Regions from separate parts of the Homo sapiens genome. Here region 2 is linked to region 1. Evidence: chromatin loops called from intact Hi-C (ENCODE). Cell type or tissue: dorsolateral prefrontal cortex. All regions are shown on one strand. Each heading gives the region's core, and the rest is flanking DNA. Links, peaks and the distances in the headings are about the cores only.

The links. Peaks named below come from ENCODE experiments on the same cell type or tissue, not always from the same donor. Only the 100,000 strongest peaks of a DNase experiment are listed, where the experiment ranks them.
Region 2: a loop joins it to region 1, with 4 times the contacts of the local background. A loop is called at or near these places in 3 of 110 quality-filtered maps.

The regions. Positions count from the first base shown.
Region 1 is chr18:74,547,777-74,555,776 of GRCh38, forward strand. All of the region lies in intron 1 of CNDP1 (carnosine dipeptidase 1), which reads left to right. Among named protein-coding and RNA genes, the nearest start is that of CNDP1, 17 kb to the left of the region's middle. In dorsolateral prefrontal cortex, for the core only: CTCF peaks have their summits at 4,368 (motif pointing left) and 4,568; a DNase peak (open chromatin) is centred at 4,345; H3K4me3 peaks cover 463 bases; H3K27ac peaks cover 2,514 bases.
Region 2 is chr18:74,446,678-74,456,072 of GRCh38, forward strand. It overlaps DIPK1C (divergent protein kinase domain 1C), which reads right to left. Exons shown (of 4, transcript NM_001044369.3): 2 at 1-606. Among named protein-coding and RNA genes, the nearest start is that of DIPK1C, 5.9 kb to the right of the region's middle. In dorsolateral prefrontal cortex, for the core only: no CTCF peak of the experiment used is centred there; DNase peaks (open chromatin) are centred at 4,224 and 7,964; H3K4me3 peaks cover 1,457 bases; H3K27ac peaks cover 3,656 bases.

The DNA of each region.
Region 1 (8,000 bases), core at 1-8,000:
GACCTCTCGCTTCGGGGGAAGGACAGGTTGTGATGGTAACACAGCAGAGGATGTAAACCTCCCGCTAAGAGTTACAGTATTTAGAGAAAAGACTCAGCACAGGGGCACTTGGAACTTTTGTTCCAAATCTAAAAATCTAAGAATAACCACCTGGAATAAACACAGGCCTATGCAGCAAGTGGGGTTCCCCTCAGGGTCCCATAGCCAGTGGGAGCTTACCACCCTCAGCTGGGCAACCGCCTACCCCCGCCGAAAAGACTCTCTCAGTCCAGGACTCACCCTGCGCATCCCTAACCCCAGCCCCCGCAAGCGCAACTTCCTGTTCTTCAGCTCCTCTTTCTTCTTTTTGCAAGGTCAAAAGCCAGGAATAACCTTTCGACATCCCTAGATTTTCAATGGGTGATGAGAGTTTGGATCTGTGTCCCTGCCAAATCTCATGTTGAGATGTGATCCCCAATGTTGGAGTTGGGGCTTGGTGGGAGGTGTTTGGGTCATGGGAGTGGGTCCCTCCTGGCTTGGTGCTGTCCTCACAATAGTGAGTGAATTCTTGCAAGATCTGGTTGTTTAAAAGTGTGTGGTGCTTCCTGCTCTTGCTCACATTCTTGCCATGTGAGGAGCCTGCTCTCTCTTCACCTTACACCATGGGTAAAAGCTCCTTGAGGCCTCCCCAGAAGCTGAGCAGATGCCGGCACCATGCTTATACAGCCTTCAGAACCATGAGCCAATTACACCTCTTTTCTTTATAAACTACTCAGCCTCAGGTATTCCTTTATAGCACTGCAAGAACAGCCTAACACAGAAAAGTGGTACTGAGGAGTGGGGCATCGCTATAAAGATACCTGAAAATGTGGAGGCAACTTCGGAACTCAGTAACAGACAGAGGTTGGAAGAGTTTGGAGAGCTCAGAAGAAAACAGGAAGATGAGGGAAAGTTTGCAACTTCTTAGAGACTGGTTAATGGTTGTGACCAAACTGCTGATAGTGATGTGTGCAGTGAAGTCCAGGCTGATGTGGTCTCAGATGGAAAAACTGATTGGGAACTGGAGCAAAGCTCACCCATGTTATGCCTTAGCAAAGAGCTTGGCTGCATTGTGTTCATGCCCTAAGGATCTGTGGAATTTGAACTTAAGAGTGATGACTTAGGGTATCTGGCAGAAGAAATTTCTAAGTAGCAGTGTTCAAGATGTGACCTGGCTGCTTCTAACAACTTATGTTCAGGTGTGGAAGTAAAGAAATGACTTAAAGTTGGAATTTATATTTAACCCTTTTCCTGGTTGCCCCAAGAATACTCACCAGTGGCACTTGTGGCTGCAGCATTTACCCTGAGATAACTTTGCCATGAACTATCTTGCTTTTATTATTATTTTCACATCACTCTAGTATATTGACTTTGGAAACAACAGACATCATTCTATTTATGGCATTCTGGTTTTAGTTAGTGGTATTTCCATTAACAAAATGTAGTAATTTTCAACTGCTGAAAATGTCAAATCCTAGAAAACGTAGCATTCCTACACGTGATGTTAACATTGTTCTTGAACAATTGTGGGTCAAAGATTCATTTAATGAATCTGAAATAGATGTTCTGATGATTCTGATGTTAGTTCTGTTTAGAAAGAACTCCCCGAACAGTTTTTATATTTTATTTTCACATTGAAAATCAGTCAGATTTGCTTCAGCCTCAAAGAGTGAGTTTATATAAAATTAAATGAGCACTGGCAGTGAGCTGCACTTTTTTTTTTTCTAAATGGGAAAAAGATTAAAAGGAAAGCAGAGCATAAAGTTTGGGAAATTTTCAGCCTGGCCATGTGGCAGAGAAAGAAAAATCATTACCAGGAGAGGAATTTGAACAGGTTGCAGAGCAACCACTTGCTAGAGAGACTTGCGTGACTAAAAGGTAGCCAAGTGTTAAAAGCCAAAAAAAATGAGAACAAGGTCTTGATGGCATTTCAGAGACCTTTGAGGAAGCCCCTCTCACCACAGGCCCAGAGGCCTAGGAGGACTAAATGGTTCCATGGGCCAGACCTGGGACAGCACTGCTCTGTACAGCCTCAGAAGGCTCCAGTTGTGGCTCAAAGGGCCCCAGATACAGCTCAGGCCACTGCTTCAGAACATGCAAGCTGTAAGCCTTGGCAGCTTCCACATGGTGTTAAGCCTACAGACACACAGAGTGCAAGAGTAAGGGAGGCTTGCCAGCCTCTACCTAGATTTCAGAGAATGTATGAGAAAGCCTCAGTGCCTAGAAAGAACCTAGAGGTGGAGGGGTGGAGCCCTCACAGAGAGCCTCTACTAGGACAGGTCAAAAGGAAACTATGGGGTTGGAGTCCCCACATAGGGTCCCCACTGGGGCACTACCTAATGAAGCTGTGAGAAGGGGGCCATCATTCTCCAGACCCCAGAATGGTAGATCCACTGGCAGCTTACATCCTAACCTTGGAAAAGCCATAGCGGTGGAGCTTCCCAAGGCCTTGGGAGCCCACCCCTTGCAGCAAAGTGCCCTGGATGTGGGACATGGAGTCAAAGGAGATTATTTTGGAGCTTTAAGATTTAATGACACTCTGCTGGGTTTTACACTTGCATGGGGACTGGAGCCCCTTTCTTTTGACTGATTTCTCCCTTTTGGAGTGGGAACATTTACCCAATGCCTCTACCCTGATTGTATCTTGGAAGTAAATAACTTGTTTTGATTTTACAGGCTCATAGGTGAGAGGAACTCATCTCCAGATGAGATTTTGGACTTGGGAGTTTGGAGCTAATGCTGGAATGAGTGAAGGCTGGGGGACTATTGGAAAGGCATTATTGAATTTTTTTTTTTTTTTTTGAGACAGTCTTGCTCTGTCACCCAGGCTGGAGTGCAGTGGTGTGATCTCGGCTCACTACAAGCTCTGCCTCCTGGGTTCATGCCATTCTCTTGCCTCAGCCTCTCAAGTAGCTGGGACTACAGGCACCTGCCACCACGCCCGACTATTTTTTTTTTTTGTTTTTTGTTTTTTGTTTTGTATTTTTAGTAGAGACGGGGTTTCACCATGTTAGCCAGGATGGTCTCGATCTCCTGACCTCATGATCCTCCTGCTTCAGCCTCCCAAAGTGCTGGGATTACAGACGTGAGCCACCATGCCCAGCCCATTATTGTATTTTGCAATGTGAGAAAGACATGAGATTTGAGGGGCCAGTGACAGAATGATACAGTTTGGATACGTGTCCCCGCCTAACTCTCATGTCGAAATGTAATCCTCAATGTTGGAGGTGGAGTCTGGCGGGAGGTATTTAGGTGCTGTCCTTGCAATAGTGAGTTTATGCAAGACTGGTTGTTTAAAGTGTGTGGCACCTCCCCGATCCCTCTTGCGCCTGCTCTGGCCACATGACCTGCCTGTTCCTGCTTCACCTTCTGCCATGAGTAAAAGTTCCTTGAGACCTCCTCACAAGGTGAGCTGATGCTGGCACCATGCTTCCTGTACAGCCTGCAGAACTGTGAGCCAATTAACCCTATTTTTTTTTAATAAATTACCCCACCACAGGCATTTCTTTATAGCAATACAAGAATAGCCTAATACAGATAACTAGTTCAAGGTCAAGCACAACTGTAACACACACACACACACACACACACACACACACAAACAAAAACAGAGGCATGGAGGAACAGGAGAAAAATGGATGGAGTCTCAGATCCCACTCAGATGGTGAAGGCGGGATTCATGTCCAAAGTCAATGTCCATGAACCTGGACAGCAAATTGACTATAGCAGGCTGCCCTGCTCTGTGGGGAAAAGGGAGGGAGAGGAGGAAATTCATTAAGGGAGGGAAGATGAAGTCGTGCACTTCCCCTTGTCAGACCCCTGCTGTCAGGGCCACTGTCAGGTCAGGGCATCAGGTCAGTCTTTTATTCGAGACCAGGGCTAAGCTGCTCTCCCCAGGCCAGAGGAGGAGGAGATTCCTGCTGAATCTGAACTATTCTCTCCTAACAACAATCATTGTTTTCATATTTTTTTCCTGCAGCTTATTTCCTTCTTCCAACTGTCCTTTTTTATTTTTCACTGTAGAGGAACACCAAATAATTTTTTTAATGGAACTTGTCTGAAGGAAAAATAAAAGCTCAAATGTTAATGTAGATGGATCAATTGGATCGATTGCGAAAAAAAAAAACAAAAAAAAAACCAGTAGCCACTGTTGTCTCCAAGAGCCTTTATTGAAGCCTTCCTCACACCTGAGCTCCCTCTCCGGCTACTGGAGGGCCAGAGGAGTCTCTCCCACTGGCTTCATCTGCCGCCCCTGGCTCCTGGCTAAGTCCCACAGAGCTGGGCTGGATCTGGCTTCAGCCTTCTGAGTGCAGGGTAGCCAGGGAGTTCATGAGTGGCTCATCAGCACCACCTACTGGACGCAGTTCTTACCTTGACCTTGCTTTTAACCACTGTATAGCTTCCTCTATCTACAGTTCTCATATTCAATAATATATTTGTATTGTCAAATGAGTAGTTATAGCTATGATTATTTTTAAAATGACTGTATTGTGATATAATTCTTATACCTTACAACTGGCCCATTTAAAGTGTGTAATTTTAATGGCTTTTAGTTTATTCAGAATTGTACAACCATTGCCACAATTGGTTTTATAACATTTTCATCACCCCAAATTCATTAGCACTCCCTTCCTATTTTCCCACTGGGTAACCACCAATCTACTTTCTGTCTCTATGAAGTTACCTACTCTAGACTGTTACGTAAATGGAATCACAATACATGGCCGTTGTGTCTGGTTTATTTCACTTAGCACAATGTGTTCAAAGTTTGTCTACACTGTAGCATGTACCAGTACTTCATTCCTTTTTATGTAAGATAAAAATCATTTTGTATAGCCAAATAATATTTCAGTGAAATATACCACATTTTATTTATCCATTCATTCATTAATGAACATTTGTCTTGTTTCTGCCTTTTGGCTACTATGAATAATGCCGCTATAAACATCCACTTACCAGTTTTTGTGTGAACATATGTTTTCACTTGTCTTGGATATGTACTCAGGAATAGAATTGCTGGGTCATATGGTGACTCTATGTTTAATTGATCAAGGAACTTTCCGACTGTTTTCCACAGTGGCTGTAGGCTTTTGCGTTCCCATCAGCAGTACATGAAGTTTCCAATTTCTCTACATCTTTGTCAAAACTCATTAGTGTCTGGCTTTTTAATTCTAGCCATCATAGAGGGTAGGAAGTTGTGTCTCATGTAGTTTGATTTGTGTTTTCCTGATGGCTAATCATGCTGAGCCTAAACTTTCCATGTGTTTATTGGCCATTTGCATATTTTCTTTGAGGAAATGTTTATTCAAATCCTTTGCACATTTTTAATTGGGCTGTCTTTTATTATTGAACTGTAATTGTCATTTATAGTCTCAACATAAGTCCTTTATCAGATATATGATTTGCAATCCCTCCCCCCACATTCTACGTGTTGTCTTTTCATTTTCTTGATGGTGTTCTTTGGTGCACAAATGTTTTTATTTTTGATGAAGTCCAATTTATCGATCCTGTCTTTTGGTGTCATATCTAAGAAACCATCACCTCATCCAAAGGTAGGAAGATTTACAGCTATTTTTTTTTAAGAGTTGTATGGTTTTAGTACTTTCATTTAGGTCTTTGATCATTTTGGGTTAGTTCTTATATATGGTGTGAGGAAGGGGGTGAAACTTTATCATTTGCTTGTGGATATCCTATTCTGCCAGCACTATTTATTGAAAAGACTGTTTTCCCCCATTGAATGATCTCCGCACCCTCGATGAAAATCAGTTGATCATAAATGTGAGGATTTATTTCTGGATTTTCGGTTCTATCCAATTGATATGTATGTGTGTCCTTAAGCCAGTTCACTCTCCAGAATATTTATAACTATTCTTAAACTTCACAATTTCCTCTCGATTATTATCCAGCAAAATTCAGACCCTTATTAGAACGTTTTGATACATTCTCCTACTTCAAAATGAGGAAACTTCCAGAGGTTAAAACTTCTGCCCTGAATGCCTGCCCTTCTCCAAGCTTACCCTTCCTTCCCATCAGTGTTCAGCACCAGTTTCCTCCAAGATGCTGCTGTTGACCATCCCCACCCCATGATGGGACATGGTCTGCGTTTCATGGCACATCTTACTGCTTTCCTGACAGCTGGTGAGCTCTCTGTCCTCTCAGAGCCACACATTTTTCTATAGCTCTTTGGTTGGGTCCTCGGCCACTGTGAGGCTCCCAGTCCCTGATGACAGCTGAGGAAATTCAGGCTCAGAGAGGTACCCGAAGGAGTACAGCTGGGATCTGGCAGGGCTGAACTTGGTGTTGGCCCTCCTGACTATTAGGCCTGTGGTCTCCCCGTGATGCCACCCCGACTGCACTGCTTTATCCACATGCCCTCTTCCAGCATTGACTCTCACTCTGCCACTTTGTTTTGTGAACACAGGTTCTCTGTGGTCACTCAGATTTTATGCCAGCTGAATCCTAGCTGAAAAGTTCTTGAAGCCTGAACATCCCTGTAGCATTTCAGTGCTGATCTGACAGAAGGTAGAACAGCCTGGGAGTGGCTTTCCTTTTGGGCATGGGATGGATTGACCCCAGGTGCTGAGTGACACTCTGGTTAGGGAGATGCACTCTTTATTGCCGTCTGGGACATTTTCAGTAGGACCAGATGTTTTGTTGGAAGTGAATTCCTAGAAGAGACAGAACACAGCTCCCTGTGCACAAATTCATTTCAGATGCACTGTGCAATGTGTTGGGGGGCTCGTCAGTTTGGATGCTCCCCAGCTCACCTTCACTCTATGGGGGCTTGAGGCCAAGGGATGGGCAGGAGCATGGAGGAAGATTCAGCAATGCATTTGGGAACACATGGGAAGTGATGGAGGGGCCCTGCATGGTACCCCAACAAGGGAGGAGGTCTGGTGGGAGAAGCAGGTGGGCTCCACCATGTAAGACCTGGGAGCCATGGGGATATTTGCTTTACCCCAAGGGCAATGGGACCTCTTGGAAGAGTTAAAACAGGGAGTCTTGCGATCTGCCCCACCTTTAAAAAGATCACCCAGGCTGCTTTGTGGAGGGTGGATTAGAGGAAGCCATGAAAATGACAGAATGAAAAGTGAAATATTCAACCAACTGCTTTTCAAACAGCCTTGCAGATGCTCCATTGTAAAATAAGCAACATCGGCGGGGCCACACCCATGATGAGCGTCCTCTCAAGGATGCTCTTGAGCACATCTCTCTCTCAAGGTCTCGGGGATGGCACTGAGACTTCACCAGCCTAGTTCCCCTTGTTCTCCCCGCAACCCCTGCTCACCTCCACCTACGGAAAGGTGGGCATTTGAAGAATCATAGATTAAACAAGTCAGAATTTGATAACGTAAAACATCTCAAACATTTAAAACAATAAAAGATGGGATTCCAGAGACAAAAATAACAGAGACAGGCTGGGTTAAACTCTCCCCTCCTTCCTCCTGCTGCAGGAGGGTGGGTTTGGCTTCTAAAGTGGAGCCCAGCTGGTCTCCTGGGGATAGCTGGTGGCTTTCCTAGCCAAGAACCTGACGTAGGCGGTCTGACCAAGGGCTGCAGCCCCCTTGGCCCTTCCCAGCCCTCGCTCCCTCCCTCCTCTTCTCCAGCCCGCCTCTGATGGCTCGGGCTGCACTGGGGGAGATGTTGCTGATGGCCCCTCCAGATGTGCAGGTGGCCCCTGGGTCTGATGCTGGCAGCTCCCACTCCAGACAGGGCTCTGGGGGGCCTCTGTGAAGGGGTGACCTTGCCCACTTTGCCACAGGACCTTCCTGTCAGGGGTCAAGGAGGAATGCTGGCTCTTAGGCTCCCAAGGACACCCAGGTGGAGTCATCCCAGAGGTGGACGGGCTGGGGAGACTGAGAAGGGGTCAGGGAGGGGAGAGGAGGGAGGAGACAGGGTTGTGGTTGGGTCTCTCAGAGATGGGGTTGCACCATGTTGGCCAGGCTGGTCTTCAACTCCTGACCTCAAGTGATCCGCCCACC
Region 2 (9,395 bases), core at 823-8,822, 100 kb before region 1:
GTCAAAATGGTTCACCATGTCCAAGAAGCTGAGTGCGATGTCACTGATGGCCTTGGCCTGGCCACCCCCAGGGGCACCTGGGGCCCGGTCCAGGGGGAAGAGTGCCCTGTGGTGGGGGCTGCCCGCGGCCAGGAACTCCACCGCGTAGAAGTGGCCGCAGGAACCCAGCACGGGCAGCACGTGTGGGCTCAGGTCCTGCAGCAGGCTGAAGTAGACGTACTCCTCCTGCTGCAGCAGGGCCCACAGGCTGGCCAGCTGTCCCCGCCAGCGTGGGCCCCGCCTGCCCGGCCACCACGGCCCCAGGCTGCTGTTGGACAACTCCAGGCCCAGAGCGCTCTTGACCTCCCCAGCCACCATCAGGAGGAGTTCGGCCTCGGGCATGTCCTGGCCACCCTCCCCTGCCTCCTCTTCCAACAGGCTGAGGGGCGGGAAGCTGGAGAAGGCCTCCTCCTTGGACTTGAGGACCACGGGCCGGCCGCGCCAGTCGGCCTGCAGCACCTTCTTGCCTCTGTTGTAGTGCAGGCAGCGTTGGAACAGCAGCTCTCCCGCCACACACAGGTCCTCGCAGAGGTCCCCGGCCAGCGTGCCGCCCTGGTAGTCCTGGCACTGGAAGGAAGGGAACAGTCGGTCACCATGGGGAGGGCCTGGTGCCATCCGTCTCTCGGCTCGGGTTAGGGAAGGGGACAGCCTAGCCTCTGCCCTCAGGACGCTGATAATCCAGCTGTGCAGAGAAACCTCAGCCCTGTGGATCTCAGAGGCCACTCAGCCAGTGAGTAATTCAGAGGAAGGTTAAAGGAGCCGCTCACAGTCATTACACGACTCAGTCAGGCCTAGGACGGGTCTACAGAATCAGGACACCTGCGGCCGGGAAGCACGACTTCCCATCGTTCAGCTGGGTGACTCCGGGAAAGCCAGAGGCCAGGAAACCAACAGGTGAAGGGGCTGGACCAGGCCAGTAGCTCTCGACTCTGCCTACACTTCAGGGTCACTGGGAGAGCTTCTAAGTCCCACATCTAAGCAGCTAGGTCAGGTCTCAGCAGAGGGGACCCCAGGAGCCCTATCTGCCCCCAGGCTTGACCGCAGTAATGACCCTTCCTGCAAGTACATTCCTTGAGCTTACTGTTTTCCACATGAAATGGAGTGCCCTATAAAGCTTGCAGGCTGCAGGTTTGCAGATGTTTAGAGGAGAAGCCTCTAGAGGACACATGAGTGGGCACAGGGCTCATGGCTGGTGACCTGGAGAAGAGGAGGGACCAAGGAGGACCCATGCAGGATAAAAGAGTAGGGAGTGTTTGCATCTGAGCGGCGGTGAGCAAGGCTGTCCAGGAGCCCCCGGATGGGGTGTTTCTCCTAAACCTCAGGAGGCCTTAAGATGGAGCCACTAGGGGACCTGGCGACCTTCCCCACCACACCACAAATTCCCTGAGAAGCCCGTCCAGCCCGATAATCCTGCCAGAGGCAGGGAAGGAAGAAGTGCAGAATGGAAGGAAGGAGAAGACTGTCATCCTCTTCTCTCTTTTGTTTTTCAGAAAATCTAAACCATGGGACCACTTTGATTAGGGGTTGAGTGTATTTCCTAATCCCGCCCATTTCCCCGACAAATGAATCTTCCTCCATGTCAGCAAATAAAGGCCGCTCTTCCTTCCAGGAACTTCTATAGCACATGAAACAACAGAGTCACCCTCGTTCCTCTAAGGGCATGAGAAATACCAAATCCCAAAGCTGTTGTTCTCACCCCATTTCATTTGTGAGAAAGGACCTTGAAGGCTCAACAGTAGCAAAGGGCAGCTTGGTGCTGGGACAAAGGATGGGGCCAAGGGCCACTGAGCTTGGATTCCATGGTCTAACCACGCTGCCACATCCTTACCTGCTCTGGGCCTCAAACTCCTTCCTTGCGTCACACTCCCTGCCTCCCTGCATGATGATTGTACTGGCCAAGAGGGAAGTGTGTGTGCACACCACAGTGTATGCACGAGCACCAGGCATCAGGAGAAGCCTGGGAACAGCCTTGGGTTCATAATCAGATACTGCCCAGCCTCGCAGGTGGCTAGGTAGATCAGCTTTACCCATTCCAAGCAGATTACAAGTAGCTCCTTGAGGTCAAAAGCTGGACCTCCAGTGTCTAGATGTATAAATAATTCCAAAATCAGGCTGAGCATGGTGGCTCACCCCTGTAACCCCAGCACTTTGGGAGGCCGAGGCGGGCAGATCACTTGAGGCCAGGAGTTCAAGACCAGCCTGGCCAACATGGCTAAACCTGGTCTCTACTAAAAATACAAAAATTAGCTGGGCATGGTGGTGCATGCCTGTAGTCCCAGCTACTAGGGAGGCTGAGGCAGGAGAATCACTTGAAACCGGGAGGCGCAGGTTGGAGTGAGCTGAAATTGTGCCACTGCACTCCAGCCTGGGCAACAGAGCAAGAATCTGTCTCAAAAAAAAAAATCCAAAGTCAAAAAGCCTCTGAAAACTACGAGTTTTTCATGACTCATTTGACCTTATGTGGTGTCAAAACCCAGCTGAAAAGACACGAGCCTATTTGTATCTATATGTGTTTGACTTGATGTGAATTCGCATACATTTTGCTGTAGAATTATTAACTTGATTACTGGCACTGCCCCATAAGCAAAATATAAGGTACTATATGATCTTTCTAACATTCAACAAGATTTGAATTTTGAGACACACCTGGCCCCAAAACAGCAGATAAGAGAGGGACTGGGGGCCTTTATAAACACTGCAGGCTAATCGTTCAAAGCGCTTACTGAAAAGAAGCACTCCCAGTGCTTAAAAGAGGTATCTAGATATTTTTCAGAACTATTTCAGGTAGTACAACAGCCTGAAAGGCCAATGCCAAGCTGTCTGACTGCCCCCCTGGCTTCCTGCTGCGGGGGTGCTCCTGCCAGCCGCTGCATTTTAGATCTCTGTATAATGCATTGGGCGGGGATGAGGGGGGTCTTGCTTGGCTAACACAATGATGCACGCGAGACAGGCCTGTAGATAGAAACTCAGGAACCTCGCCCTGGAGCTAGTGACACCACCCTATTTGCCTGGGGCTGACTTTATGTCTTTGGAAACCCACATCCTTTAGGAAGTTGTATGAACACACACTCACCAGCTGCTTTAAACACATTTGGAGTTGTGCACCTCCTGTGTTCATCTTGGAATTGAACTCAACAGAATCTTGGTTAAATGTCATTCTTTGGCTTTAACCCGGGTCACTCTTTCCCAGGCACGGGGTCATGAAAGGTGCATGGGAGGATCCGGACCCTTTGCGCCCAGCATGCTTTGCTTGCGATCACCTCCACATCGCCCTTCGGAGGAAAGCGGCAGCTGGTCAGGCTCCTCTGAGACCTTTCAGGAGAGCCCTGAGAGGTGAGGTGAGGACGAATGATAAGGAACTGAGGCCACCGTGAGCAAGAAGATATAGATGGCAGGAACAGTAAGGGCTGTTCATTTTACTTGTTGGGGTTTGTCCCCTACTTGTTCTGGTATTTACATAGTTTCACGTCTCTATAAATCTGATAAGAAAGTGCAAAAAAAATTGTTTCCTGATCTCCTTTTAAATTAAAAAAAAGCTTCTGTAAGCATGATACCCAAAATAGTTGGATTCACTCCCATAAAATTTTATAGTGTTATCACATATCTAATTTAATCAAAAGTACTTTTGCATAAAGTAGAGAACCATTGAAAAAGAAAGAAAAGCACACAACAGGACTCCAGTGCAGCCAAAGGTGTGATCCTAAGCTGGGAGCTTCAGAGTCCCACAGTGCTGAGGAGGGGAGGGCGGGGAGATGTGGTCCTGGTTGCAACTGAGAGAGGAGGCTCAGGAGAAAAATGTCAGAGACACTGGGCCTGGTTTTCCATTAGCCTGTGAAAAGCAGAGTGAGGAGGGTGCCTACTGTGACTGCCAGGGCCCTCACCCCTCTCATCTGAACTGTGGCCACCATAGCCACTAGCCATGAGAGACACCTGCCGGCCAAGAAGCCACCTCCTCTCTGCCTCACTGGGATTGGGACTGGGCCACTCCCAAATCAACAGCTCCAGCTTTCCCAGCTGTGCATGAGCCTGGATGGGCCACCATCTGGCCACAGCTGCCAGGTTCCGGAGTTCACGGAGCAGAGGGGACAGGCTTCGAAATTCCTAAATGACATTAGAGTGACAGGGCAGGGCCACAGTGAGGCTAAGCTTGGCACAGATTGGGTCTGCCTCTGGGCTCTGCCCCTGGCTTGCTGTGTGGCTTGTTTCCGAGTCTGGAAAATGAGGACAATGGTACTGTGTAATGGAGTCAAACAAGGTCACAGGGAGACAGTCCCAACACAGTGCCCGGCCTAAGGTGGCTCGCTCAAAGCTAGCTCCCTCTCCAGCCCTGGCCAGGAAAGGGTGGGGGGCCGGGGCATCTTCTTCCTGGGGGAGACGCCTCTGAGCTCAATTTTGAAAGCGAATTAGAAGTCTGCCTTAGCAGACAAGGGAGAGGGCAGCTGAGTCACGGAGAAGAACTTGTGCAAAGGCCCCGAGTTTCAAAGTAGCCCTGTGTGTTCAGAGAACCAGAAACAGCCCCTGGGAGGAGAGGGCACAGTTGAAGCAAGCACCTACTGACAGGCTGGGCTGCGCTATTCGAAATGCCGTTTTGGGTGTCTCCATTGTACTTACACGCTTCCTACCCGGCCTGGCCAAATCAACCTTTGCCCGGAAGCCAGTCCCACCCCTAAGTGGAATTCTTGTCTTCCTCTCCTACCCCAGTGCTCATTAAATCATGGCCATGTGAGTGCATCACTGGGCCAGGTCCCCACAGCACCGTGTTTAACACAAACTGTGCCTCATCGATGAAATACAAATCTATACGAGATTTGCCCCTGTGAATTTGGAGGGCGATTCCAAACAGGAGTTGTGAGACATTTAGAACAATGGTATAACTTTGAATTTGGCATCCAGCTCATGGATTTTGGAAGGAAACGTTCATTTTGGCTGTTTTTCTGAAGATCAGCACATTGACTTGTAAACCTGCCTCCCTGACGCCTGCTTCTTGCGGCGACACTGGGTGTCAGAAAGGGCAGAAAGTGCAGCAGGTGACAAAAGCGCTGACCAGACCTGCCAGCTTCCACAGGTAAGGTCTTGGGTTTATAACCTAACTTTTCAGTATCCCAGTCACCGCGCTTGTCCTAAGAGAGCATTAAAACGCACACAGCTCTTCCTCAACTTAAAATGGATGATACCCCAACAACCCCAGAGTAAGTTGAAAATGCGTTTCATACACCTAACGCACTGAGCATCATCGCTTAGCCCAGCCTACCTTAAACATGCTCAGAACACTTACGTCAGCCTATGGCAGGGCAAAATCATCTCATACAAAGCCTATGTAAAATAAAGTGTTGACTATCTCACGTAATTTATTGAAAACTGCCTTGAAAGTGAAAAGCAGAACGGTTGCATGGATCCTCAAAGTGCAGTTTCTACTGAATGCATCTCACTTTCACCCTGTCATAAAGTTGAAAAATCATAAGTGAAATCATTAAAAGTCAGGGACCGTCTGTATACAAGTGTGGTTATGGCACAGATATTCCTTGATATCCTTTACAATGAAGTATTTTTGGCGTTTCAGTTCCTACTCTTCTTATGTAGAGTGCAAAATTCGTCTCCCATGGCTTACCAGTGTTAAAGTAAGTCTGCAGCATTGTTCTGCATGTCTGTGCCTGCTAAGCACAGAAAAAGATTTCATCCAGCCTTTTAAAAAAAAACAGTCAACTTAATGTACAAATTGCAAGTTTGAATTTAAAATTTTCATCGGGCCAGGCACAGTGGATCATGCCCGTAATCCGAGCAGTTTGGGAAGCTGAGGCAGGAGGATCACTTGAGCCCAGGAATTCAAGACCAGCCTGGGTGGGCAACATGGCAAGACCCCTGTCTCTACAAAAATTAAAAAAAAAAAAAAATTAGCTGGGCCACACTTATAGTCCCAGCTACTTGGGAGACTGAGACAGGAGGATTGCTTGAGGCTGGGAGGTAGAGGCTGCAGTGAGCCACCCTGTCTCAAGAAAACAAACAAAAACTCCAAAAACTTTCATCATGTTAAAGATAATAGTAGAATCATTTTATTAGCAGCATGTCCTGTTGAAATAGCTGGGTTTTTTTTTAACTCAATAGAAGTTGTTTATGCAGGTCCATTTTAAAAATCAGTCTTTCTCAGACTCCTTCTGTGCGTAGGAGGAGTTCCTAAGGCCAGCTTAAAGACAGGTACATTTTTGTACCCAAATGTGTGCGCATATAAAATCCACAGGTATTGGAGTTGAAAATAAACTGAAAAAAACAAGTTAAAGTCTCATTGCAGCTAACTCTAGTGTGCTTTTAAAATTTAATAACATTTGCAGTGGATTTGTGCTTCTCATGGATGTGAAAATATCTACATTGATGCACATTCCCATCAAATCAGCCCCAGCTTTGGTAAGCAGCACTCTTTGCAATCATTGCTTAGTATGTCTCTAATTTATGTCATGGTTCTCAGGCAAAAACAAAACCTGTCCACTCTAGTCTAGAAAAACTGTTGATAAGGTCCCAGAGGTCATGTCTGAGGGCCGGGTTTCCTTTTGTGTGTTTGTTTTTAAGGAGCATTAAGCTCCTAGGCAGTTAGCAACATTCAGACTTCACAGTGGTATTCCTTCCCGAAGTAGCTATGCTGTGCTTTGCAGAATCTCAGCTCAGTTAGCTCGTCCACTGTGTAACCGCTCCCTACTTTAGGAATGTGGCCGAGCATTCAGGCAGAACCATTCGCTGCTGAGAAATCTCTCTGGATATGAGCCCTGGATGCTGTAGTCCCATTGGGACCTTGACAGTTTCTATCACAGCAGCAAAGAAAGATAAGCCTGCCCTATTAAAACCGAATCTCTAATGTAGACAACTACATGAAATTCCATCAAGACCTAACTAGCCAAAAGGCAGTTAAGCCTTCAGGACAACAGAGTCTGTGGGAATATCTTTGACATGCTTTGAAAATGATTTGCTATGGAAGGGTTAAGTATACGAGTTGTTATGTAGGGTTTCCATTATTAGAGAAGCCACTTACTGTCACGTCATTGCTACCATCAGACTACACAGAGTCATGTCCTGGCTCCTCACCATATTCACCGTGTGAAGCAGGGCAAGTCACTTCACCTCCCTGGGGCTCAGTTTTGCCATCTGTAAAATGGGGATACTAAAAGCAAATACTTCATAGAGGTTGTTGAGGGAATTCAGTGAAATAAGCCCCACGAAACAATTCGCACAGTGCCTTCCCAGAGGAAGAGTCAACAGGCAGCAGCCCACATCTTCAGCCTCTGTGTGAAGAGTTCAGCCTGCAGAATGAATGAGAAGCCAGGTGTATCAGTGATCCAGCACCAAGCTAGCTCCCCAGCTGGCTGGGCCTGCTGACACAGCCCACTAGAAAAGCGGGCCTCCAGAGATCTGAGTGCACCTATTTCTTGATTACAGTGTGTTGTTCCTATTAAAGCTGCCATTAAGAGGAGCCCTAGAGTCTGACCAGGAAAATCCAAGCTGGAAGACCAGGGACTCAATTCCTTTGGAACAATTCAGGTTGGCTCTTCTAGAAACTTGTCAGGGGGGTGTGGTTGGCTAGAGGGGAACCTCCCTGGGGAGGTGGAGTGTGGGCTTGGGGAGAACATGGAGACCTCTGACCCCCATCCCCTGACTCGTCCCTAAGCTTTTTCCTCTGATTCCTTTATCCTACAGGTGGGTTCACCCCTGCCAGGCCAGCAACGCCCCCCGCCAGGCGAGAGCCTGGGAACACTGGCAGCCCCCGCTACTGGGGGTGGGGAATCCACCACAACTCCCTGGGCGCTGCCAGAAAGTCTCCCTTCAGCTCAGCTGGCAAAGTGGTTTCTTCTGTGCTCTGGTATTCAGAGTGAAAGCTAATGAGAGTCTGGAGGCCCATCAGGAAAATAACAACCAGTTTTATTATTACGGATAAAAGCCAGGCAGAATGAATTGGAAAGTGCCAGGGGAGCGGAGACAGAGGCTCAATTCAGTTCAAGTCCTCGGAAGCCACAATGCCAACCTCTACTTGGCAACTCAGCCCAGCAGAGTTGGGATTGTGAAGATTGGGGTCGTATTTAAACCCTGTCCTGAGAGTGTCCTGGGTAAAATTTGAGCCAGGGCACTGTGTGGATCTCGCATCAACACATCCAGGATGAAAACGGTAGAAAAGGAAGTGGCAGGAAGACAGGGGGAGAAAGAGTTCTGAGAATGTGTAAAGAGTAAGGAACTCAAACAGGGCCTGTGGCAAAGTCTGCTCCCCCACAAACCAGTTCGTGGAGACAGCGTCACATCGACACCTAGGGAGATGGATGTGGCCTCCGACATCGTTCTTTTGGCAATAGGAAAGACTGCCAAACCTTCGATCTTCAGGGGCAGAACCAACCTCTCCAGCTTTATGTCTGACTAGAAATGATTCCATATGGCTGCCATTGAAGATATATTGGTAAAGCCTCTAAACAGAATTGGTTTTAATTCATGACCTGGAATGCTGGGAAAGTCATGATTAGCAATTACTTAAATTATACTAGACGATTTAATTTCCATTATTAAGCCTTTCCTCACTTAACCAAAGGTAAATGAAAAATGGCATTCGTTTTCTATCTTAATCTAAAGGATTACTACATTAAATTTGTAAATAGGTATTCCCCTCTAGTTAAACCATCAATGTTTGTTTACTATAATTAGTCTATCAGCACTCCCTTCACAAAAAAAGAAAACCAGGGGGGAAAAATTTATAAATGAAAAGGACTTTTATGGGTTACTAAGAAAAATCAAAGAGCTCTTGCAACTTAAAACTTCATAAAACTGGCCCGGTGTGGTGGTTCACGCCTGTAATCCTAGCACTTTGGAAGGCCGAAGTGGGCGGATCGCCTGAGGTTGGGAGTTCGAGACGAGCCTGACCAACATGGACAAACCACCATCTCTATTAAAAATACAAAATTAGCCAGGCATGGTGGTGGAGGTTGCGGTGAGCCGAGATCACGCCATTGCACTTTAGCCTGGGAGACAAGAGCAAAACTCCATAAAAAAAAAAGAAAAAGAAAAAGAAAAAAAAAACCAAACCAACAACAACAAAACTTGCTAAAACTTCAGTGTAACACTAGAAGGGGTCAATAGAATCTATGAGTGACTCACCTATGTTCAATTCACGATGACACGATGACACGCGTCAGAATCAATTAGGAGCATAACTTGTCTTAGCTAGTATACCTGGCTCATTTTTTTAAAAAACAATTTCAATCTCACTTAAAAAATCATTTACTTTAAAAACTTTGTGGTCCCACATTTTGAAAATCTACAATCTCAAAAGGCCCACCCATATGTAAGCAACTGGACTGAAAACTTCCCATGTGTTTCTTGAAGATTTTTTA